2 separate regions of the Homo sapiens genome follow, and region 2 is linked to region 1. Evidence: chromatin loops called from intact Hi-C (ENCODE). Cell type or tissue: dorsolateral prefrontal cortex. All regions are shown on one strand. Links, peaks and the distances in the headings refer to the core of each region. The heading gives the core; the rest is flanking DNA.

Evidence for each region. A loop is a pair of places that touch in the nucleus more often than their neighbours do. Peaks named below come from ENCODE experiments on the same cell type or tissue, not always from the same donor. Only the 100,000 strongest peaks of a DNase experiment are listed, where the experiment ranks them.
Region 2: it touches region 1 in a loop (2.2-fold over the local background); 7 of 110 quality-filtered maps call a loop at or near these places.

What each region holds. Positions count from the first base shown.
Region 1 is chr12:122,354,390-122,358,389 of GRCh38, reverse strand. CLIP1 (CAP-Gly domain containing linker protein 1) reads left to right here. Exons shown (of 26, transcript NM_001247997.2): 6 at 3,078-3,275; 7 at 3,834-3,937. Among named protein-coding and RNA genes, the nearest start is that of CLIP1-AS1, 39 kb to the left of the region's middle. In dorsolateral prefrontal cortex, for the core only: a CTCF peak has its summit at 2,052 (motif pointing right); DNase peaks (open chromatin) are centred at 2,089 and 2,979; H3K27ac peaks cover 2,173 bases.
Region 2 is chr12:122,051,393-122,056,802 of GRCh38, reverse strand. BCL7A (BAF chromatin remodeling complex subunit BCL7A) reads right to left here. Exons shown (of 6, transcript NM_001024808.3): 5 at 1,877-1,998. Among named protein-coding and RNA genes, the nearest start is that of LINC02985, 9.2 kb to the left of the region's middle. RefSeq lists an enhancer at 1,411-2,025. In dorsolateral prefrontal cortex, for the core only: CTCF peaks have their summits at 2,089 and 2,304 (motif pointing left); a DNase peak (open chromatin) is centred at 2,282; H3K4me3 peaks cover 390 bases; H3K27ac peaks cover 1,773 bases.

The DNA of each region.
Region 1 (4,000 bases), core at 1-4,000:
CATAGGACAATAGTGGAGGGAAGGTCAGCAGATAAACAAGTAAACAAAGGTCTCTGGTTTTCCTAGGCAGAGGACCCTGCGGCCTTCCGCAGTGTTTGTGTCCCTGGGTACTTGAGATTAGGGAGTGGTGATGACTCTTAACGAGCATGCTGCCTTCAAGCATCTGTTTAACAAAGCACATCTTGCACCGCCCTTAATCCATTTAACCCTGAGTGGACACAGCACATGTTTCAGAGAGCACAGGGTTGGGGGTAAGGTCACAGATCAACAGGATCCCAAGGCAGAAGAATTTTTCTTAGTACAGAGCAAAATGAAAAGTCTCCCATGTCTACCTCTTTCTACACAGACATGGCAACCATTCGATTTCTCAATCTTTTCCCCACCTTTCCCCCCTTTCTATTCCACAAAACCGCCATTGTCATCATGGCCCGTTCTCAATGAGCTGTTGGGTACACCTCCCAGACGGGGTGGTGGCCGGGCAGAGGGGCTCCTCACTTCCCAGTAGGGGCGGCCGAGCAGAGGCGCCCCTCACCTCCCAGGCGGGGCGGCTGGCCGGGCGGGGGGCTGACCCCCCCCACCTCCCTCCCGGATGGGGCGGCTAGCCGGGCAGAGGGGCTCCTCACTTCCCAGTAGGGGCGGCCGGGCAGAGGCGCCCCTCACCTCCCGGACGGGGCGGCTGGCTGGGCAGGGGACTGACCCCCCCATCTCCCTCCCGGACGGGGCGGCTGGCCGGGCAGAGGGGCTCCTCACTTCCCAGTAGGGGTGGCCGGGCAGAGGCGCCCCTCACCTTCCGGACGGGGCGGCTGGCCGGGCGGGGGGGGCTGACCCCCCCCACCTCCCTCCCGGACGGGGCGGCTGGCCGGGTGGCGGGCTGACCCCCCCCACCTCCCTCCTGGATGGGGTGGCTGCCGGGCGGAGACGCTCCTCACTTCCCAGACGGGGTGGCTGCCGGGCGGAGGGGCTCTTCACTTCTCAGACAGGGCGGCTGCCGGGCGGAGGGGCTCCTCACTTCTCAGACGGGGCGGTTGCCAGGCGGAGGGTCTCCTCTCTTCTCAGACGGGGCGGCCGGGCAGAGACGCTCCTCACCTCCCAGACAGGGTCGCGGCCAGGTAGAGGCGCTCCTCACATCCCAGATGGGGCAGCGGGGCAGAGGCGCTCCCCACATCTCAGACGATGGGCGGCCGGGCAGAGACGCTCCTCACTTCCTAGATGGGACGGCGGCCGGGAAGAGGCGCTCCTCACTTCTAGATGAGATGGCGGCCGGGCAGAGACGCTCCTCACTTTCCAGACTGGGCAGCCAGGCAGAGGGGCTCCTCACTTCCCAGACGGGGTGGCGGCTGGGCAGAGGCTGCAGTCTCGGCACTTTGGGAGGCCAAGGCAGGCGGCTGGGAGGTGGAGGTTGTAGCGAGCCGAGATCACGCTACTGCACTCCAGCCTGGGTACCATTGAGCACTGAGTGAACCAGACTCCGTCTGCAATCTCGGCACCTCGGGAGGCCGAGGCTGGCGGATCACTCGCAGTTAGGAGCTGGAGACCAGCCCGGCCAACACAGCGAAACCCCGTCTCCACCAAAAAAATACGAAAACCAGTCAGGCGTGGCGGCGCGCGCCTGCAATCGCAGGCACTCGGCAGGCTGAGGCAGGAGAATCAGGCAGGGAGGCTGCAGTGAGCCGAGATGGCAGCAGTACAGTCCAGCTTCGGCTCGGCATCAGAGGGAGACCATGGAAAGAGAGGGAGAGGGAGACCGTGGGGAGAGGGAGAGGGAGAGAGGGAGAGGGAGAGAGGGAGAGGGACCCAATTCATTCTTTAATAACCAGAATGACTTCATGTTACTGTGTGCGCTGCTGTTGGGCTCTACACATCTAGTCAAGCCTTGGAATCTGATTTCTCATCACCAACCTCATTTCCTGTGCATGTTGATTTTTGCATCATACTTTCATTTTCGTCATGGGAATAGCCAAAACCCAGCTTTGAAAGTACATGATGTTATTGAAAGGACTGTAGGACAATCTAATGAGACTGAATTGCCTCAAACTAGTAGTTTGCACAGAGTCCAGCAGATGTCGCTGTGTTTCTCTTGAAATTTTAAAACATCCTACAGTGCACTGGTGAGTTTGCTCAGCACCCTGGGGCATCTCTGCACATGGTTTGGGAACCACACATTTAATGTATTCAGGAAGAAATATTAGCAAGAGAAGGTATAATTTAGCTATATAATGAAATTGGAAGGTCAAGGTCAAATGGTTAAAAAAGACAACAGGAGTTTCTTCCTGGTATGTTTAAGTAATTTCAAGAACAAAAGGTTGATTCTTTTGTAGTTCTCAAGTTGCCGAGTTATTAATTGAGGAAAGATCCTCGCTGTAAGTCTGCATCCTGTGCATCTTGCAGTAAGGGCCTAGGGAAACCGATGAAGAGAAGAGCTTTCAGGCGACAGCTGCAGCAGCTCTGACTGCAGAAGATGAAGTCAAGGCTGACTTGATCTGGAGCCAGCAGTGGCTGAGCAGATGGCCTTTGGCGCGGTGGCTCACACCTGTAACCTTAGCACTTTAGAGTTCGAGAACAGCCTGGCGAACATGGCAAAACCCCGTCTCTACTAAAAATATAAAAATTAGCTGGGCGGTAGTGGTGCACGCCTGTGATCCCAGCTACTTGGGAGGCTGAAGCAGGAGAATCACTTGAATCCAGGAGGTGGAGGTTGCAGTCAGCTGAGATCGCACCACTGCACTCCAGCTAATTTTTGTATTTTTAGTAGAGATGGGGTCTCATCATCTTGGCCAGGTCTCAAACTCCTGGCCTCAAGTGATCCACCCGCCTTGGCCTCCTGAAGTGCTAGGATTACAGGCATGAGCCACCGCACCTGGCTGATCTCTTTACGTTGATGTATTCTTTGTGAGATTTATAGACAGAAGGCACACACTGTCTTGTGTTTTTGAGGAAGCCTTTCCTAATCCTGGCCAGCCTGCCAGCTGGAGCAGCGCCCTTGCTTTGCCGAGCAGATGCCCGCCATGCATGCATCGCGCCTCCCTCGCTTTTCTGACAGCATCATCGCCCTTCATTTCTCTAACTTTCCTTTACAGTTGACTGAAACCTCCTCCCGTTACGCCAGGAAGATCTCCGGTACCACTGCCCTCCAGGAGGCCCTGAAGGAGAAGCAGCAGCACATTGAGCAGCTGCTGGCGGAACGGGATCTGGAGAGGGCGGAGGTGGCCAAGGCCACGAGCCACGTGGGGGAGATAGAGCAGGAGCTAGCTCTGGCCCGGGACGGACATGACCAGGTGAAGTCTGGACCTTGTTGCGGAGATGGTGATGGTTTCTAAAGCCACTGAGGAGCCGAGAAGCATGCCCGGTGCTTGGCACCGAGGAGCTAGACTTGAGAGCACAAGAAATGGGTGTACATTTCTTTGCTGTGCTTGTTTGAAAGCTACAGTCTGGGGTGCCAGTTTCCATGATCACAGAGATGAAGTTTTGTTCTTGATTCGACCTTAGTGTTTGGTCTTTGTGTCCGGGTCTTTTGGCCTGTCTGTGTTAGGCCAGCTTGGTTACTAGGGCCTTACCAATGATTGATTATAGCTGCTGTTTGTGGATTACTCTTAATATGTGTTTCAGCTTCAAAAAAGATGAGAGGTGTTTTAACATTGTTCTTTATCACTTTCATCATCTATCTTCCAGGAAAGCTGTTGAGAATAACCTATTAAAATAGAGAAAGCTTTTTAACATAAGGTTTTAGAGTAACGCCCACCCACCATGGTGACCCACAGCTCTTTGGAGAAGTATCACTGGGTCTGTATCTGGGTCAGAAATAGTCCATTTACCGACATTCTTGCCTTCCCCAGCATGTCCTGGAATTGGAAGCCAAAATGGACCAGCTGCGAACAATGGTGGAAGCTGCTGACAGGGAGAAGGTGGAGCTTCTCAACCAGCTTGAAGAGGAGAAAAGGTGACCCCAGACTGTTTCCTGGTGCAAGTGTGGCCTTTCCCCCTTTTTTTTTGTTTTTGAGAC
Region 2 (5,410 bases), core at 785-4,784, 300 kb after region 1:
ACAGGGTCTTGCTCTGTCACCCAGGCTGGAGGGCAATGGTAGGATCATAGCCCACTGCAGCCTTGAACTCTCAGGCTCAAGCAATCCTCCCGCCTCAGCCTCCAGAGTAGCTGGGACTATAGGAGCGCACCACCATGCCTGGCTAATTTTCTTTTTCTTTTTGTTGGAGAGACGGGGTCTTGCTATGTTGCCCAGGCTGGTCTCGAACTCCTGGCCTCAAGTGATCCACCTGCCTCAGCCTCCCAAAGTGCTGGGCTTACAAATGTGAGCCACTGCACCCGGCCAAAAACGTATTGCTTGAAATGTCAGGCTGTCTGCTTTACTGGAGTACATCCTCCATGTCACTCACACACCTAGCTCTGTGGACAATATGTGTGTCGGTGTGCCTGTGAAAATGGTGGAAGAGGCCCAATTTTAGGTCTGGGTCTCCTGGAAGCAAGAGTGTGGGGTAGTGGGGGCGATGTGAGAATGGGGGACTCCTGGCATTTCCAGGTACTGCGGGGGAGCATTGGATACTCTCAGGGTATGGATCAAAGTTTCAAGCTGAGCTTTTCTTCTCTGAGATCAAGAGGCCCAGAGATCCCAGCCGACAACTTTGGTCTTAATATAAATCACCAGGCTTTGGTTTCTACTGTTTTTAACCAGATGGGCTCATGCTACGCCTGCGGATCTGCAGCTTGCTTTTCTCACTGCACGCTGCAAGAATGTTTATCAGAACCTGGAAGGCACAACCATGCTCTTCTAGATGGCTGCGCCCTAGTCTGTCTCAGACAAGACCCCAGATTTCCCTAAGCAGCCCCTTAGAGCTAGGGCATGTGGAGGGGGTTCCATGGGGTGAGGTTCTGGAAAGGGACCTGCCAATCAAAGGGTTTAAAGATTTTGAAGTTGCCAGGCGCAGTGGCTCACGCCTGTAATCCCAGCACTTTGAGAGGCTGAGGGAGTGGATCATTTGAGGTCAGGAATTTGAGACCAGCCTGGCCAACATGGTGAAACCCATCTCTACTAAAAATACAAAAATCAGCCAGGCAGAGTGGTAGGCACCTGTAATCCCACCTACTTGGGAGGCTGAGGCAGGAGAATTGCTTGAATCCAGGAGGTGGAGGTTGGAGTGAGCCGGGATCATGCCACTGCACTCCAGCCTGGGTGACAAAGTGAGACTCTGTCTCGAAGGAAAAAAAGTCTAGAGGATTTACAGTGAAAAATCCTAATAGTGGTCATGGCCAATGACACCTCTGCATCTTGTGTCCGCTCCATGCTAAGTGTTTTACCCAAGTTCTCCCATCGAATCCTCACGGTGGCCCTAAGACAGTTCCGTGATCCCATTTTGGGAGCTGGGATTCAAACTTGGGCCCGACTCTGGGAGGTTTGCTCCTAACCACCGGGCCCCACTGCACCTGTGCTGACTCATTCAGACCAGATTCCAACACAGAGTGATGCCCTGGAGAGGGGCCCATGCAGTGCAAGTGGGGCCAGCAGCACCGCTCCGTCGGAGGCCCCACCACTTAGGTTTCTGAAGTCTTGTCTTCCCAGCTCTAAAGGTCACCGATCTGGGGATCACTGAGATGAGGCAATGCCTGTGTGAACCTGAACAGACAAAACGTAGCAGCCGAGGCTGGGTTCAAGGTCCCTTCATCCTCCTCCGACCCAGAGGCTCCTTGAGGGCAGAGGCCACAAGTCTCATTATCCCTCGGCCCCAGAGCCCAAGGCAGAGCCCAGGACTGTGTTCATGGACATAGCCCAATGGACAAATGACAGTTCCAATGGTCCAACGACAAAACAACAAAACACAATGACGAAACACCTTTCAACGTACCCCCGACAACCCAATGGGCTCCCGGCCGATCTGGCTGCCCCTCTGAGACCTCGAGCGAGGTACCTGAGAGATTGCAGACGTCTCTGCGGCCAGACCCGAGTCTCCAGACGGCTGCCGATCTACTTTCTCTGAGCTGTTCATCGAATGTTCCATCGAGGACTGTGAATTCTGCTCATCAGAAGCATCTGAGGGAAGAGCAAGACGACAGGAGCTGTTTTCAGACACGTGAGAGGCGGGGCCGGTGGGGCCAAATACTGAAAATACCTTGAATCGGGTAGTTTTGGGGCCAGTGGTCTTTGAAGGCTACAATGAGCTGGGGGGCTGGAGGGCTGGGGAGTCTCCTGTTGATTTTTCAGTGGCGCTGTTTCCAGCAGCCAGGTCACACACGGACCCTGGCGTCTGCAACCCTCTCCTGCACACTTAGCTGCTGAGGGCCCTGGGAGGCGACTGGAGGAGGCTGCAGTCTCTGTGCTGCGTGCACCCAGCACCCCCTGGCGGCCGCAGTGCGCACCAACAATCATGGCTGTCAATTCCTCTCTCCCGCAGCCAAGGTGGCTTCGTCCTAACCTTTTGTAAACATTTCTCTTAATAATATGGGTATTTGGCCGGGCACGGTGGCTCAGGCCTGTAATCCCAGCACTTTGGGAGGCCGAGGCTGGCGGATCACGAGGTCAGGAGATCGAGACCATCCTGGCTAACACGGTGAAACCCCGTCTCTACTAAAAATACAAAAAATTAGCCGGGCGTGGTGGCGGCGGGCGCCTGTAGTCCCACCTACTCGGGAGGCTGAGGCAGGAGGATGGCGTGAACCCGGGAGGCGGAGGTTGCAGTGAGCCGAGATCGCGCCACTGCACTAAAGCTTGGGTGACAGAGCGAAACTCCGTCTCAAAATAATAACAATAATAAGGGTATTTTTCCGATTGCCAGAGCAATGACTGACCATTGCAGGAAACAGAAAAGTACAGAAAAAATAAAGTTAAAAATCACCTGTCACCACCCAGGGACCACCCCACTAATGTTTTAGAGGATTAATTCCCGTCTTTCCAGTTTCCCCTCCCTCCATGCGTACAAATTTTCTCCTCTTCCCAAATGGGGGTCATGTGGTATTTCGGAGGAATTCTTCATGTCTTTAAAGGTTCTTTAAATATCACAGCTTACAAGATGGCCGCACACCATTCCATCAAGGAATCGCCAGTAGAATGAACCCAGTTATTCGGGTGATTTCTCATGCCTGTCTTCCTGCTGCTCCACCCCAAGTTTTCTTTAGCAGAAGGAAGGTGCAGGCTGGATGGGGCGGGGGGGTGGGTGCAGCTTGGGAGGAGGCAGTGGCGGCAGCGGTTTTTCCTAAAGCTTACTGGACACAGAGCCAGACACTCGTGAAGGGGCAGCAAAAATCCTACCCGAGGCCCGGACACCATGGTACCCTGATGTTAAAAAGCACACACGAAACGAATCCTAGAGAATGCCTGTGCGACCAAGACTTCCCTGCTGGGGTTTCTGAGGCAGAGTAATAACAAAGGGGAAAATAACCCATGCTTAAGTTTAAAAGCAAGCAGGCAAGATGGGAAGAAGAAGGAGACAGTGCAGGGCCTGGGACAGGCCGGGACACAGAGGGCGGGGGAACGGGACAGCAAGACCCTCCTTCCCAGGGAGTCTGAGCAGGGTTGACACTTACTTCTCAGACTAGGAGCCCTGGCCGGGCGCGGCGGCTCACGCCTATAATCCCACCACTTTGGGAGGCCAAGGCAGGCGGATCACTTGAAGTCAGGAGTTCAAGACCAGCCTGGCCAACATGGTGAAACCCCGTCTCTACTAAAAATACAAAAATTAGCCAGGCATGGTGGTGCACGCCTGTAATCCCAGTTACTCGGAGGCTGAGGCAGGAGAATCGTTTGAACCCAGGACCACCTCCTGGATTGGGAGCCGAGATCATGCCACGGCACTCCAGCCTGGGCGACAGAGTAAGACTGTCTCAAAAAACGACAACAACAACAAAAACAGGCTAGGCACGGTGGCTCACGCCTGTAATCCCAGCACTTTGGGAGGCTAAGGTGGGTGGATCGGCTGAGGTCAGGAGTTTGAGACCAGCCTGGCCAACATGGCAAACCCCCCCCCCCCCCCGACTAAAAAAATACAAAAGTAAGCCAGGCGTGGTGTCGCGCGCCTGTAATCCCAGCTACTTGGGAGGCTGAGGCAGGAGAATCCCATAAACCCAGGAGGCGGAGGTTCCAGTGAGACAAGATCATGCCACTGCACTCCAGCCTGGGTGACAGAGTGAGACTCTGTCTCCAAAACAAAACAAAACAAAAAACAAAACAATAAAAAAACAAAAAGAAAGAAAACATTATGCTGAGTGAGAAGTCAGACACAAAAGGCCACAGAGTATATGATTCCATTTATATGAAAAGTCCAGAATAGGCAAACCCATGGAGACAGAAAGTTTCGTGGTTGCCCTGGGCAGGGACCCAGTGTTGCTGGGGAAGGGAGAAGTGGAGAATGATTGCGGCTGGGTGCAAGGTTTCTTTCTGGGGTGATTAAAATGTTTTGGAACCAGATAGAAGTGGTGGTTGCACAACCTTGTGAGTGTACTGTCAGTGAATTATTCACTTAACCTGGTTAATTTTATGTGAATTTCATCTCAATAAAAAGAAAAATCACCCAGGTGTAGTTGCTCACACCTGTACTCCCAACACTTTGGAAGGCCAAGGTGGGAAGATAGCTTGAGCTCAGGAGTTTGTGAACAGCCTGGGAAATATAGTGAAATCTCATCTCTAGTTTATTTATTTTTTTTTTTTAAAAGAGAGGGGCCAGGCCAGGCCAGGCGTGGTGGCTCACACCTGTAATCCCAGCATTTTGGGAGACCAAGGCAGGCAGATCACTTGAGGTCAAGAGTTCAAGACCAGCCTGGCCAACATGGTGAAACCCCGTCTCTACTAAAAATATAAAAAGTAGCTGGGTGTGATGGCAGGTGCCTGTAATCTCAGCTACTCGGGTGGCTGAGGCAGGAGAATCGCTTGACCCCAGGAGGCGGAGGTTGCAGTGAGCGGAAAATCGCACCACTGCACTCCAGCCTGGGTGACAGAGTGAGACTTTGTCTCAAAAAAAAAAAAAAAAAAAAAAAAAGAGAGAGAGAGAAATCATGTTATTGTTATACTCTATTTCATAATAAATGTTTGCTTTAACATAAATATTTAAAGTTTTTACTAGAAAAGTTGCCCATCTGTGGCTTTGGATCTGACCACAGCTCCTTTTCTGCCGGGCACAGCAGGCTCTGCAGAGTGGTGGGGGAGGTGGGTGCCCCAGATGTAGGCTTAGAAATCATGAAGGTGGCCAGTCACCCAGAGACTCACGCTGACCCGTGCTGGGCAGAGAGGTGCCCGGCAGAGGCCTCTCCTGAGAGCCAGGCCCTAGAGCTTGGTGGGAACTGGCCTTGGAACCCACAGAGCATTCAGGAGCTCAGGGCAGCAGCCGATTCTCTGGGCGCTGCGGTGCTGGAACTCACCCAGGGAAAATTATTTTCCTGGGACCTAAATTTAGTCCAGGGAGCTTGGACAGGAATTATGTCATTCCCTGAACTCACACAGCAGTAAACAAGTT